2 separate regions of the Homo sapiens genome follow, and region 2 is linked to region 1. A link is an interaction called in ENCODE POLR2A ChIA-PET data of the cell type or tissue named here. Cell type or tissue: Panc1. All regions are shown on one strand.

Region 1 (8,000 bases):
GTTAGGGACATAAACTTGAACAAGACAGTGTTGGCTGCAAGGGTCATGTGATGTAGATATGGTGTTGCACAAGCTTGGTATACCCTGTGGACTTTTTAGAATTATTTTGGTAACAGGTGTGAATAGAGTGCTTTTCATATTCAGGCAGTATTTTTGGTGGCGAGGACATTAGGTAGGTATGTGTTAGATATTTTGTCTCTCTCTCAGGCTACATACAGTTTAGTGGAAGAGATACTATGGCGCTTTATTTTATTTTATTTTTTTTTGCCGCTATCTCACTTTGTTGCCCAGGCTGGAGTGGTGTGGCATGATCATGGCTCACTGCAGCTTTGAACTCCTGGGCTCAAGTGATCTTCTTGCCTCAGCCTCCTGAATAGCTGGGACCACAGGCATGCACCACCACCCTGGCTAACTTTTTATTTTTAGTGGAATCGAGGTCTCACTATATTGCCCAGGCTGGTCTTGAACTCTTGGGTCCAGGTGATCCTCCCACTTTGGCCTCCCAAAGTGTTGGGATTACAGGCATGAGCCACTGTGCCTGGCCTGTGGACATTACTGAAAAAAATTAAGCAACAGTACAAAGCAGTTAGTCAATGTGAACAGGGCCCACAATACAATTTTCCGTCCTCTAGGACTTATGTTTCTAATGATTTTGACCAAGAAGATGGATTCTAATGTTCCTTCTGGCAGCCTAGTTGTTCTGTGACTTATTAAGACCTCAATAGGCGTAAGTGCTTGTCTGTAACTTTCCTAGCCTTTCTTGAAAGCCAGATTTATCAGTGTGCATATTGTGTGATAGACTCGCACCAATGGCAGATGTGTGGTTGGACTCTCAGCTGATGGGTAGGAGTGAGTAGTTACCCTCTTGGGAGGAGGAGGGGGCTTTTACACACTCTTGCCTCACTCTGAAAGTGAACTTTGTTGTGTGCTGGAGTGGTCTTCATGGCATCATAAACACAGGTTGGTTCTCTTCCCTATGCTCTTCATTCCATTTACTTTCATCTTTCATCAAGACAGCAGATGGACTGGTAGGGAGAGTGATATTTGCTTGTTTTTCAGACTCTGGTCTGATTGAAATGTTGGTGGTGTGTGCTGAGTCAGACTCAGTAAACTCCTGCTTGATTTATTCTTCCCCTGGAGCCCACAAAACCCGTAAAACAGAATTAGAGAACCAGCCCCTAATCATGCTTGTTAGGGCTAACCATAAACACAGTCATGTTGATGGATGGATGGTTTAATAAACATCTGCTGAGTGTCTGAGCTGAGTTCTGCAGGCATGCCCTGGGCCTGTCCTGAACCTGGCTGGGAAGTGGACACTTGGCAGATTCTGGGACATTTTAGGGACCATCACCTTTCTTTTGACTTTACACTTGTTGAAGCTCTGTCTTGAGTAAGTTTGGTGATTCAGACAAGATCTCTCAGCTAGTTTAGGATTGAGCAGAGAGGATGCAAGTGTTGACTTCTGTCCTGTTAATGGTCCTTCCAAACCATGGTCCAGTTGTTGAAGAGTGGGTGAGGGTGGAAACCAGGTATCGCTGTCCATTCCAGCTCTAATTCCAGCACCAGGCAGCCACATGTCATCTTCTACTCCTTACAGTGCTGCTGGGAACATGTTCCAGTTGCTAGAAAGAGGGATGGGGTGTAACGGGTGGAGCAGCTGGCTTTAAGTCCACTCACACTCCACTATGGGTTCTGCAGGGATTTTGTGTCATGAATGTGAGTCTGACCTAAATGTCTTTTTTCATAGCCCAGTGTGGGCAATTGGCAACAGTTATAGGAGCTGTGGCATCATATCTTCTACAAATTTCTTAGTGAGGATTGATCAGTGACTTACAGATGGAGTGCTATGGTCTGAATGTTTGTGTCCTCCCCGAATTTTTGTGTTGAGGCCCTAATGCCCAGTGTGATGCTATTTGGAGGTGGGGCCTTTGGGAGGCAACTAGGTCATGATAGCGTGGTCCTCATGAGTGGGATCAGTGCCCTTATAAGGTGAGACAGAGAGATGATCTCTCTTGCTGCCCTGTGAGGATATAGCAGGAAGGTCTGTCTGCAAACCAGGAAGAAACTAAATCACCTGGCACCTTGATCTCAGACTTCTCAGTCTTCAGAACTGGGAGGAATAAACTTCTATTGTCTAACCCACCAAGTCTATGGCATTATTTTTGTTATAGCAACCCCAACTAAGGCACTGGGTGTGTGTATACTCTGTGGCATTAGAATATGAAGTTGGGAGACAAGGAAAGAATGTAGTAATTGATAGAGCTAATTCAGAATGTTAAATTGTCTTTTCTACTACCTGTGTATTAAGTTCTGTAGGGACCATATTAGACTGCCAACACGCCTGTATGTGGGGTTCCCTCATCCGGTGAGTGGGGTTACTTGTGTCACAGAAGATGGAGTTTGGTGTCTGGAGACCTACGTTTTAGTACTAGCCTTGATACCAACTGGCTGTAAGATACTGAGCAAGTCACTTAATCTTTGTCAGCTTCAGTTTTTTAACTGATAGAATGAAGTAAAGCTGTTCTTTGCATGATTATTGTGGAGATTAAATAACGTGAATAAACTGTAAAGCACCCTTCAAAGACTACTTATCATGTGGAATTTACTGGATAGTCTTCAAATCCAATGTAGACAGTTTCTCTGAGCTTGCTTTTGCTCTCCTCCAGTCTCCTGTCTTCTAATTCATCCTGTTTAATCCTTGTTGGTGAGTATAAGTTAATATTCTTAATTTTGTTACTGTTAGGTTATTTTTATTCTTTTCAATTTTCTACCACTAGCATTTAAGGAGACTTGCAGTAAATGCTTTTCAAATTTCAATATTCAACAAATATTAATCAAGCATCTCCTAAGTATAGGCTCTGCAGTGAAGATAGGATGGTAAATGGAACATTAATGGTTCTTTCCTCTGCAGTGTCTTCTACAGGAGGGCATCTGCTTCTGTTCAGAGAGCTCCAATGATGGGGAAGTCTTCACTTTCCATGTCAGCGTATTTATTTAGAGGTAGCTCTAATTGTTAGGTGACTTTGCCCTCATATCAAACCAGTGTCTTCCAGTGTAACTTTACCAGTTGAACCACCATCAGGCCTCTTGACATGAATTTGATTTTTAAAACATTACAAAATATTTCAGGCATACAAAAATATACGTAATATAAAGATCATGTAGGTATCCGCCACCCAGATTAAAGAAAAAATATGTATAATTGAAGTCCCCTGGATACTCCTCCTTGATTTAATTCTCCTCCTTCTCTTTTTCCCAAGAAACAACCACTATCTTGAATTTATTTTATTTTCCCCATATATTTATACTTTTAAAAAACATATGCATATATCCAATAACATTATACAGTGTTGTTTGCCATGTTTTTACATTTTATTTAATGATATAATATGGTGCTTATTCTAAGTTTGCTTTTTTCCTACTTAACAATATGCTTTTGAAGTTTACCCTTATTAGTTCATTCATTTTCACTACTGAATCTTATTCCATTGTATAGATATACCACAACTTATTTATTCTTCTGTTGATTGCATTTAGGTTGTTTCTAGTTTTTCACAATTGTAGACTGCTGCAGCAAACATTCTTGTATAAATCTCCAAGTCTCCTTGAGCACAGTTACTAGTTTGTTAGATTATATATCTAATTGTGGAATTGTAGGACCATAAGCTGAGCACATCCTCCACTTTGTTTCTTCCACTTGTAAGATTGCTGGAGGGATATAAATTGACAAAATATACATTCATATTGCTGTGCTCTACACCCCTGGTAACCCTTGGTTTTGTTATCCTTAACAGTTTTTGCCAGTATGCTGGGTATTAAAAAAAAAAAGTACATTTCCCTTATTACTAGTGAGTTAAACCATCAGTTTCTATGTGTATTGGTCATTATGTTTTTCCCTCTTATGCGATTGCCTCTTCATATCTCTTGCCCATTTTTAAGCTGAGTTCTTTTGTCTTTTCCTTGTTAACTTATAGGCATTCTATCTAAATGCTGGTCTCAGTTATGTGTATAACAATTGTCTTTTCCACTATGTGGCTGCTGTTTTCACTGTCTTTATGGTATCTTCTGATGTATGGAACTTTAAGATTTAAATGTAAAATGTATATCTTTCCTTTTTATTTGTGTTTTCTTTGTCTGTTTCAACATTTTCTGTAATCTGTGATCATAATAGTGTTCTTCTATATCTTCTAAGGTTTTAAAGTTTGCCTTTCACATTTGCATCTGGAATTTATTTTTATGCATGGTTTGAAATAAGATTCTAATTTTGTTTTTTCTCTATGTAGATAACCAGTGGTTCTGAAGCACTTCATTCTGTCTGTTCACCACTTTTACCATGTTGTTGCTGTCATGTGTCAAGTGTATATGTGTGGAGGTCCATTTCAAGGTTTATTCAGTTCTATTGGTCTGTTGATCTCTCCTTCATTTAGAACCTCTATCTTAATTATTATAGCTCTATTTTAGTCTTGCGATCTAGCGGGATGATTCCTAACCTTATGGTCTTGGCTATTCTTGGGCCTCCCTTTGCTTTCTCATATAAATGTTAGAATCAGTTTAGTAAGTTCTTTAAAATAGGTATATTTATATTTATTCGTTTTTTTTCTTTATTTGTCTTTTTGGGTTGAGATTTTTAATCAGAATCATGTTGAATTTATAGAATAATTTTTGAGATTAATGACATCTTTATGATATTTAGTCTTTTAGTCCATGAATATGGCTTTATCTCTTCATTTATTTAGGTCTTCATTAATGAATTTTAATAAGCTTTTATTTATAATAGTTTCTTCTCTCTTTTGCTTTTTTTTTTTTTTTTTTTTTTGAGACAGGATATTGCTCTGTCACCCAGGCTGGAGTGCAGTAGCGGGGTCTCAGCTCACTGCAACCTCTGCCCCCTGGGCTCAAGCAGTCTTCCTGCCTCAGCCTTCTGAGTAGCTGGGACCACAGGCGTGCACCACCATGCCCGGCTATTGTTTGTATCTTTAGTAGAGAGGAGGTCTCACCATGTTGCCCATGCTTGTTTCGAACTCCTGGGCTCAAGTGATCTACCAGTCTCAGCCTCCCAAAGTGCTGGGATTACAGGTGTGAGCCACTGCATCTGGCTGATAGTTTCTTAATTAAATTTGTATCTACCTTTTGTTGGATTGATTTGTAGGTGCCTTACAGTTTTGTTTGGTACAATTAACGGTGTCGTTTTTTTTTTTTCTCTAACTTTTATTTTAAATTCAGGGGTACATGTGCCAGATGTCCAGGGTTTGTTACATAGGTAAATGTGTACCATGGTGGTTTGCTGTACAGATCATCCCATCACCTAGGTATTAAGCCTAGCATCCACGAGCTATTCTTCCTGATGCTCTTTCTCCCCCCAACTCCTGATAGACCCCTAGTGTGTGTTTTTCCCCACCTTGTGTCCATGTGTTCTCATCTTTCAGCTCTCACTTATAAGTGCGAATATGTGGTGTTTGGTTTTCTGCTCCTGTGTTAGTTTGCTGAGGATAATGGCTTCAAACTCCATTCATGTCCCTGCAAAGGACATGATCTCATTCCTTTTTATGGCTGCATAGTATCCCATGGTGTATCTGTACCACATTTTCTTTATCCAGTGTATCACTGATGGGCATTTAGGTTGATTCCATGTCTTTGCTACTGTGAATAGTGCTGCAGTGAACATATGTGTGTATGTATCCTTATAATAGAATGATTTATATCTCTTTGGGTTTATACCCAGTAATGGGATTGCTGGGTTGAATGGTATTTCTGCCTCTAGGTCTTTGAGGAACTGCCACACTGCCTTCCACAATGGCTGAACTAATTTATACTCTCACTAACAGTGTAAACGCATTCCTTTTTCCCCATAACCTTGCCAGCGTCTGTTACTTTTTGACTTTTTTTTTGTTTTTTTTTTTTGAGATGGAGTCTCGCTCTGCCAGGCTGCAGTGCAGTGGCACGACCTCGGCTCACTGCAAGCTCCGCCTCGCGGGTTCACGCCATTCTCCTGCCTCAGCCTCCTGAGTAGCTGGGACTACAGGCGCCTGTCACTACGCCAGTCTAATTTTTTCTTGTATTTTTAGTAGAGATGGGGTTTCACCGTGTTAGCCAGGATGGTCTCAATTTCCTGACCTTGTGATCCACCCTCAGCCTCCCAATGTGCTGGGATTATAGGTGTGAGCCACTGTGCCTGGCCTACTTTTGGACTTTTTAATAATGGCCATTCTGACTGGTGTGAGATGGTATCTCATTGTGGTTTTGATTTGTATTTTTCCAATGATCAGTGATGTTGAGCTTTTTTATTTTCATATGATTATTGGCTGCATGTATGTTTTCTTTTTTTTAAATTTTATTATCATACTTTAAGTTTTAGGGTACATGTGCACAACGTGCAGGTTTGTTACATATCTATACATGTGCCATGTTGGTGTGCTGCACCCATTAACTCATCATTTAGCATTAGGTATATCTCCTAATGCTATCCCTCCCCACTCCCCCGACCCCACAACAGTCTCCGATGTGTGATGTTCCCCTTCCTGTGTCCATGTGTTCTCATTCTTCGATTCCCACCTATGAGTGAGAACATGCGGTGTTTGGTTTTTTGTCCTTGCGATAGTTTGCTGAGAATGATGGTTTCCAGCTTCATCCATGTCCCTACAAAGGACATGAACTCATCATTTTTTATGGCTGCATAGTATTCCATGGTGTATATGTGCCACATTTTCTTAATCCAGTCTATCATTGTTGGACATTTGGGTTGGTTCCAAGTCTTTGCTATTGTGAATAGTGCCGCAATAAGCATACGTGTGCATGTGTCTTTATAGCAGCATGATTTATAATCCTTTGGGTATATACCCAGTAATGGGATGGCTGGGTCAAATGGTATTTCTAGTTCCAGATCCCTGAGGAATCACCACACTGACTTCCACAATGGTTGAACTAGTTTACAGTCCCACCAACAGTGTAAAAGTGTTCCTATTTCTCCACATCCTCTCCAGCACCTGTTGTTTCCTGACTTTTTAATGATTGCCATTCTAACTGGTGTGAGATGGTATCTCATTGTGGTTTCGATTTGCATTTCTCTGATGGCCAGTGATGATGAGCATTTTTTCATGCGTTTTTTGGCTGCATAAATGTCTTCTTTTGAGAAGTGTCTGTTCATATCCCTCACCCACTTTTTGATGGGGTTGTTTGTTTTTTTCTTGTAAATTTGTTTGAGTTCATTGTAGATTCTGGATATTAGCCCTTTGTCAGATGAGTAGGTTGCAAAAATTTTCTCCCATTCTGTAGGCTGCCTGTTCACTCTGATGGTATTTTCTTTTGCTGTGCAGAAGCTCTTTAGTTTAATTAGATCCCATTTGTCAATTTCGGCTTTTGTTGCCATTGCTTTTGGTGTTTTAGACATGAAGTCCTTGCCCATGCCTATGGCTGCATGTATGTTTTCTTTTGAGAAGTGTATGTTCATGTCCTTTGGTCACTTTTTAATTAGGTCATTTGTTTTTTTCTTGTAAATTTGTTTAAGTTCCTCATAGACTCTGGATATTAGATCTTTGTCAGATGAATAGATTGCAAAAATTTTCTCCCATTCTCTAGGTTCTCTCTTTACTCTGATGATAGTTTCTTTCACTTTGCGGAAGCTCTTTAGTTTAATTAGATCCCATTTGTCAAGTTTTGCTTCTGTTGCAATTGCTTTTGGCCTTTTCATCATGAAACCTTTTCCTGTGCCTATGTCCTGAATGGTGTTGCCTAGATTTTCTTCTAGGGTTTTTGTAGTTTTGAGTTTTAGATTTAAGTCTTTAATCCATCTTCAGTTAATTTTTTTATATGGTGTAAGGAAGGGGTCCAGTTTCAGTTTTCTACATATGGCTGGCCAGTTCAACCAGCACCATTTATTAAATAGGGAATCTTTTCCCCATTGTTTGTTTTTGTCAGGTTTGTTGAAGATCAGATGGTTGTAAGTGTGTGGTCTTCTTTCTGAGTTCTCTATTCTGTTCCATTGGTCTATATGTCTGTTCTTG
Region 2 (8,000 bases), 88 kb after region 1:
GAGATGTAGTAAAGGATGTCATGTTATTATGTAGTGATGTTGGAAAAAAATTACAACAATAAATCAATAACTCAGTCTAGCCTAAGAATTAATGCAAAATTCAATATGATCTAAATATTTCACATTTTAAATAAGGTTTTACATTTTAGATAAGCTTATTTGCATAATTTTTACTTCATTTTGAAAGATTAATTCTGTCAGCTCTTATTTTTTCACTATTGTGAAGTTCTGGTTCTTATTTTTAAGGGCTTTTCTAGTACCAGCTGCCCCCTGGATAACAGTTATCAAGGGCCTTTTGAATTAGGGGGTGATGTTGACATGAACTGCTCACTGGAGTGGATGCTTCCTGATGGCCAGGAATGAGGGGATTGATTTGGGCACTTCCTTTGTAGGATGGAGCCCAAAATGCCCAATTTATTTCATTCATGGCTTCACAAGCCATCAGTATCTCAGATGCTCAAAGATTTTTGTTCAGTACTCTCCTTGTATCAGACAGGAAACATGGTAGACCACTGAGTATGGTCTGAGTTGATTTCAAGTGTATGCAACATCTTTTCTGGGGATGACCTAAGAAGGCCAGCTTTATGAAGGACTCTGGAGAATTCCTGGATAGAGTTGAAAAAAGTCCCACTTGACATTTGCATTGGGCTTGTATTTTTCACAGTGCTTCTATTTACATTGTTATTTTAATCCTCAGAGCTGTACAGTGAGATGGTCAGAGAGCCATCTTCCTTCTTCATGTACTAGAGGAGGAAGCCAGGGTCTGGAGAGATTTGAACACAAAGTCACATGGCTTTTTACTCAGAGGCCCAGAAAGAGGTAGATTATTACAATAATTGTTACGACAGTCATCATTTACAGTGTCTGCTTCCTGACAGTCACTGTGCAGGGTACTTTCATACATAATGTCATTGAACCTTATAATCGGTCACAATACTGTCAAGTTGGTACAGGCATACCTTGGAGATACTGCGGGTTTGGTTCCAGGCCACTGCAATAAAACGAGTATCTCAATAAAGTGAGTCACACAAATATTTTGGTTCCAAGTGCATATAAAAACAAGGTACACTTGATGTTGATGGCTACTGACTGACCAGGGTGCTGGATGCTGAAGGTAGAGGTGGCTGTGTCAATTTCTTAAAATAAAGCAACAATGAAATTTGCTGCAAGGATTGAGTCTTCCTTTTACCAAATATTTCTCTGTAGCGTGTGACACTATTTGATAGCATTACAGTAGAACTTCTTTCAAAATTAGGGTCAGTCCTCTCAAACTCTGCTGCACTGCTTTATCAACTAAGTTTATCTAAATCTTTGTTGCCATTTCAACAATGTTCATAGCGGGTCTACAGGGAGTATATTCCATCTCAAGAAACCAATTTATTTGCTCATCCCTAAGAAGCAACTCCTCATTCATTAAAATTTTATTATGAAATTGTAGCCATTCAGTCACATCTTCAGGCTCCACTTCTCATCGTAGTTCTCTTGCTATTTCTGTTACATGTGCAGTTACTTCCTCCACTGGAGTCTGAACCCCTCAAAGTCATCCTGGAGAACTGGAATTCACTTCTTCCAAGCTCCTGTTGATGTTGATGTTTTGACCTCCTTCCATGAATCATGAATGTTCTAATGGCATCCAGAATGATTAATCTTTTCCAGAAGGTTTTCAATTTGCTTTGTTTGGGTCCTTCAGAGGAGTCACTATCTATGGCAGCTGTAGCCTTACACAATATATTTCTTAAATAATAAGACTTGAAAGTTAAAATGACTGCTGATCCATGGGCAGCAGAATGGATGGTGTGTTAACAGGCATGAAAACAACATTCATCCCCTTGAACATCTCCATCAGAGATCTTGGGTAACCAGGTGCATTGTTAATGACAGTAATATTTTGAAAGAAATATATTTCTGAGCAGTAGGTTTCAACAGGGGGCTTAAAATATTCAGTAAACCATGCTGTAAAGAGATGGGCTGTCATGCCGTCTTTGTTGTTCCGTTTATAGAGAACATGCAGACTTGATTTACCACAATTCTTAAGGACCCCAGGACTTTCAAAATAGTAAATGAGCACTGGCTTTAACTTAAAGTCACCAGCTGTATCACTAGCTGTCCTTTGAAGCTTTGAAACCAGTTATTGATTTCTCTTCTCTAGCTATGAAAGTCCCAGATGGCCTCTTCTTCCAATAGATGGCTCTTCCATTCACATTGAAAATCTGTTGTTTAGTGTAGCCACCTTCATCAATGATCTTAACTAGATCTCCTGGATAACTTGCTGCAGCTTCTGAATCAGCACTTGCTACTTCACCTTCCATTTTTATGTTACAGAGACAGCTTCTTTCCTTTAACCTCATGAACCAACCTCTGCTAACTTCGAACTTTTCTTCTGCAGCTTCGTTCCCTCTCTCAGCCTTTATAGAATTGAAGAGTTAGAGCCTTGCTCTGGATTAGGCTTTGGCTTAGGAGAATGTTGTGGCTGGTTTGATTTGTCTATCTAGACTGTCCAAACTTTTTCCATATCAGCCATAAGGCTGCTTTGCTTTCTTATTATGCATGTGTTCACTGGAGTAGCACTTTTAATCTCCTTCAAGAACTTTTTCTTTGCATTCACATCTTGGCTAACTGTTTGGCACAGGAGGCCTAGCTTTCGGCCTATCTCAGCTTTGGACATTCCTTCCTTACCCGGCTTAATCATTTCTAGCTTTTGGTTTAAAGTGAGAGAGGTAAGACTCTCCCTTTCACTTGACCACTTTACTGATGGGCCATTGTAGGGTTATTAATTGGCCTAATTTCAATATTATTGTGTCTCAGGGAATACAGAGGCCTGAGGAGAGGGAGAGAGATGGGGGAATGGCTGGTTGGTGGAGCAGTCAGAACACATACACATTTATGGATTAAGTTTGCTGTCTCATATGGGCACAGTTTAAGGTGCCCTCCAAAAATTACAATAGTAACAATAACGATCACTAATCACAAATTATCATAACAGAGATGATTATTAAAAAGTATGAAATATTGTGTGAATTAACAAAATGTGACAGATATGAGGTGAGCACATGCTGTTAGAAGAATAGCACTAATAGACATGCTTGACACAGGGTTGCCGCAAACCTTTAATTTGTAAAACAAACAAACAAAAAAACCCCAATATCTGTAAAGCACAACAGAGTGAAATGCACTAAAACAACGTGTGCCTGGCCTGTATTTTTACATTGTTACTGCTGAGAAAACTGTGACTTGGGTGGATTATTGCATCTGGTATGTGGAAGAGCCTGACTCCAGCACTTTACTCTTTCCACCACATCGTGGGACGTTCTAACATCCTTTCTCCTCCACCAATACCATGTCCCACACAATGGGAAAGGTCTCCATAGGATGCCTGTAGAGAACCTGGCAGCCCTGTTTTCCAGTAGTTCCCCTGAGACTGACTGAAGTGAGAAAGTTAGATTAAATCCAAGCTGTAGTCCTCTTTATTGTGTTGCAGTGAGAACCGTGATTTCAGCTGTTGAATAATCAATATAGTCTGTTTATTATTTTCTATTGCTGCTGTAACAAATTACCACAAACTTAGTGACTTAAACAGCACATTTATCTTATAGTTGTGTACATCAGAAGTTCACTATGGGTCTCACTGGGCTAAAAATCAAGATGCTGGCACAGCTGTTTCTTTCTGGAGCTCCAAGAGGATAATCCTTTTCCTTGCCTTTTCTAGCTTAAAGAGGCTGCTGGTATTCCCCAGCTCGTGGCCCCATCCTGTATCTTCAAAGCCAGCATTATTGCATCTCTCTGACCATTCTTCCATAGATATATCTCTTCTATCTTCCTCTTCCACTTTTGAGGACTCTTGTGATTACATTGTACCAGTGGCTGATCCAGGATAATCTCTCCATCTGCAGGGCCTTAATTTAATCACACCTGCCAAGTACCTTTTGCCATGTAAAGTAACATGTTCACTGTTCTGGGGATTAGTGTGTAGACATCTTTGGGGAGGATGCAGCTTGTAATACTGACTGTCTGTATTTGGTGACATTAGTTGTGAGCTCATGTTTCATTCTGTGGTAACATAATTCCGCCCTACTTCCTAGAATCAGTGGCCATACAGATTACGTTTGCCTTTTGGTCAATAATCTGATGCCTTGAAGAACTCAAGTCTTGATGGGGGTTATCTGAACAGCCAGTTATGCAAAGGACTGGAATGTGAGGAGACTGCTGAGTCAGCAGCTGTGTCCTCAAAGCTGGGCTCTCCTATTAACTTGCCATGTGCATTAGGACAGATTGCATAGGCTTCTACCTCTGATATTCCGTAGGAATGAGCATTCTCACCTACTGTCTAGGGTTGCTATAATCACTTATAGGATAGTAATGCAGTTTCTAAAGTTGCATTTTTACATATGTACTTACAATATTAAAGCCAAATATAATAATGAGGAATGTTATTATAATATTTGGAATGAGGATTTGTGGTGGAGGAAAAACAAAACCCTATGCATGCAAATTCCAGAAAGAAAGGATGTATGCACTCTCCCTCCTCTGGAATCATATTTTAATTCTGAATCCTTGTCACATAAGGAGTTACTGAGGTTCTGAGATTATTCTCAAACTTTAGGAGGAGGTCCTAGAAGGGGCTAAGCCTGATAAGATGCTGCCTGGAGGTTAGAAAAGCAAAGTCTTCCTTCTCCTCCTCCTTCGTAGTTGCTTTGCTTAACTTTTGTTTACTTATATATTTTTTGTAAATGTTAAAATAACACTTGTAATTATGGCATCAAGATGGGGTATTCCTGGTGTGATGGATCTATATTCAGCACCATTTATTTAAGACCTTAAGAAACACTCAGTGAAGCAACATTCTGGTTGGCACCACGTTATAATGCATGTCACTGGCAGAAATCCTAATGTCATTGCATTTGGTTCTGGAATGTTGTGATCATCCCACAGATGGGTGTTTAACCCTGTGAGATGTTTCCACAGTGCATTTAATTATTGTTAAACAGTAATTTCTGTTTTTTTTAATGTAAAGCCTGACTCATATATATTGTATAAAGTGTTTTGAAAAGATGAAGAAAAAAAACAAAACAAAACAAAACAAAAAAAAACAAAAAAACCCCAGCTCTCTCCCACTGGCCAGAAATAGCTACTATTAAGTATTTTGGTACACATCTTCTTCGGGTGGACTGAGTGTGTCTCCCCCAAATTCATACGTTGAAACTCTAACCCCCAATGGGATGATATCAAGAGGTGGTAATTAGACTTGGATTAGGTCATGAGGGTGGGGCCCTCATGATGGGATTAGTGTCCTTAGAAGAAGTGAAAGAGAGTCAAGTTCACTCTCTTGGCTGTGTGAGGACACAGTGAGAAGACTGCCATTTGCAAACCAAGAAGCAGGCCCTCACCAGACACTGGATCTGTTTGTTGACACCTTGATTTTGGATGTTCCAGCCTCCAGAACTTGAGAAGTAAATGTTTGTTGTTTAAGCCATTAGTTTATGACACTTTCGTTATAGCAACCCGAGCAGACTGACACTGTTTCAGATTTTCAGATTGTAATTGTTGCAAAAATGGAATGCTTTTAACAAAAATGAAATGTTATGCATAAAGGTTTTTTTGTTGTTGGTTTTGTTGTTGTTGTTGTTATTTATTTGTTTGTTTTTTTGAGACAGGGTCTCACTTTGTCACCCAGGCTGTAGTGGAGTGACCTGATCTCGGCTCACTACAGACTTGACCTCCTAGGCTCAAGTGATCCTCCCACCTCAGCCCCCGAAGTAGCTGGGACTATAGGCCGCACCATCACACCTGGCTAATTTTTTGTATTTTTTGTAAAGATGGGGTTTCGTCATGTTGCCCAGGCTGGTCTTGAACTCCTGAGCTCAAGTGATCCACCCGCCTAGGCCTCCCAAAGTGCTAGGATTACAGGCATGAGCCACCACATTCAGCCACCATGCATAAAGTTTTGTGATCTTCTTTATTCACTTAATAGTTTATATGATTACTTCACATCTTTAAATAATCCTTTACAACATTGTTTTTAATGGCTGAGTATAGTTACATTCTATTAATACATATATTTATTTAACCAGATCCCATTTTTTGACATTTAGCTTGTTTCTAGTTTCTCACAGCTGTCAACATCTTTGTAGTTACATCACAAAATCATTCAAAATTATTCCTTAAGAATAAATTTCTAAATAGAATTTTGCACCCAAGGGTATGGAGAATTCTAATGCTTTTGATACTTACATTGTCAAATTGACTCCTCCTGCCCTCCAGTATTATACCCTCTGAGTATGAGGATGTGTTGGGCTTTCTACCACCCTCTCCAGTGTGTAGAGGTGTTATAGACCTGTGAAAACGGCTGAGTAGAAGATGTTGGAGATAGTTCATGGAAATGTAGGTCAGTGACAATGAGGGGCTCAGGCAAATTCTTGAGCTGGATCAGAAGCAGAGTGACCTTGCAATTGTAGTCATGTTCAGAGCCATGAACATTTGCCTGCTGTCCTGATTAAAAATTTCCTGTGTCTATGATGCCATGTGATGTGCTGGGCAGATGCCAGACTGTTTCCTGCTTGATTCAGCTACATTCATGAGACCATGTAGCAATCAGAAATAAGAGAGCATTTTGAGGAGTTCTGAGGGCCAAGTAAAATGTGGTGGTATAACATATTCTTGTCATTATCCCTGGCTTGCCATCTTACTGTGAAGAAGCCCCTTCCTAGCAAGGAAAACTAGCAGCAGCCCAAAGCCAAAACCAGTTTAATTACCCATTGACTGTTTTCCCATCTGCCTAGTAGGGAAAGTGGCTGGACTCTTGAAAACTGGGACCAATTCTCATGTTTAAGACTTTAACAAAACAGCCTCTGGTCAAATGGCATGCTGGAGTTTTTAGATGAAAGATGCTATTTTGTATAAGCAAATGGTGCCCTTTGCAATCGTTTTGTAAATTATCTGTGGCCTGCTGGAAAGCTACTCAGTATTCTGTTCCACAAACTTCTGCTTAATGAGATAATTCTTCTCTATATTTCTGTTGCTGGAATTGGGCTCACACACTGTCTCTTTATAGGCCATTTCCATAATGCTTGATTAATGCTCTGTTGTTAATATCTTATAAGACCTGGATCACTTGCTTTATTGAAATGGGATTTTTTAGACTGTAGGGGCAGCACTCTTGTTTGTGGGCTCTGATATATGCCACACAGCCTACAACTCGACTCTGGCAAATGTTGAAAGTGCCTAAATTTTTTCAACATTAGCACAAGAGGGCAATCTGGCTGGCTTCTGTCGAATCTTTGGAAAAAGTGACAGAGGTGCTTTGAATGTGGGCTGCATGTGTAGTGGTCTTATGTGCCTTCCTTGAAGTGCAGTGAGTTTTGTTGAATGATAACAGTGTAATAAATGTCTCTATTTTTATTTTCAAATGTTGAACAGTTGGTTAAGATTATTTTAGGCTGAGCACGGTGGCTCACGCCTGTAATCCCAGCACTTTCGGAGGCCGAGGCGGGCGGATCACGAGATCAGGAGTTCGAGACCAGCCTGGCCAACCTGGTCAGGAGTATTTTTAGAAACTCCATCTCTAAAAATACAAAAATTAGCTGGGCACAGTGGCCTGTAGTCCCAGCTACACAGGAGGCTGAGGCAGGAGAATCACTTGAACCCAAGAAGCGGAGGTTGCAGTGAGCCGAGATTGCACCACTGCACTCTAGCCTGGGCGACAGAGTGAGACTTCATCTTGAAAAAATAAATAAATAAATAAATAAAAAGATTATTTTAGTGTTTTTCATGTATATGAAGTTTGAATTTGCATTATAGTATATGTGTTATGATAGTTGTATCATGTCATTTTACCTTACAATAGGAGGTCTAAGAACAGTTTTTTATATGTTGAACATTTCAGCTCTTAATAACTACCCAGAAATTGTCACTTGAAAATGCCATTATAAAAAACCAAAATGTGTTCCTGTCTAGGCAGACTTCATCTATTTGAAACATGGAAAAAGTTTAAGGTGCTCATTTAG

The links. Peaks named below come from ENCODE experiments on the same cell type or tissue, not always from the same donor. Only the 100,000 strongest peaks of a DNase experiment are listed, where the experiment ranks them.
Region 2: POLR2A ChIA-PET joins it to region 1 with 11 read pairs; 2 of 35 experiments call an interaction of 5 or more read pairs at or near these places.

The regions. Positions count from the first base shown.
Region 1 is chr1:162,093,309-162,101,308 of GRCh38, forward strand. The region is part of intron 1 of NOS1AP (nitric oxide synthase 1 adaptor protein); the gene reads left to right. Among named protein-coding and RNA genes, the nearest start is that of NOS1AP, 28 kb to the left of the region's middle. In Panc1, no CTCF peak of the experiment used is centred here; no DNase peak of the experiment used is centred here; H3K27ac peaks cover 2,423 bases.
Region 2 is chr1:162,181,341-162,189,340 of GRCh38, forward strand. All of the region lies in intron 2 of NOS1AP (nitric oxide synthase 1 adaptor protein), which reads left to right. Among named protein-coding and RNA genes, the nearest start is that of MIR4654, 28 kb to the left of the region's middle. In Panc1, no CTCF peak of the experiment used is centred here; no DNase peak of the experiment used is centred here; H3K27ac peaks cover 4,337 bases.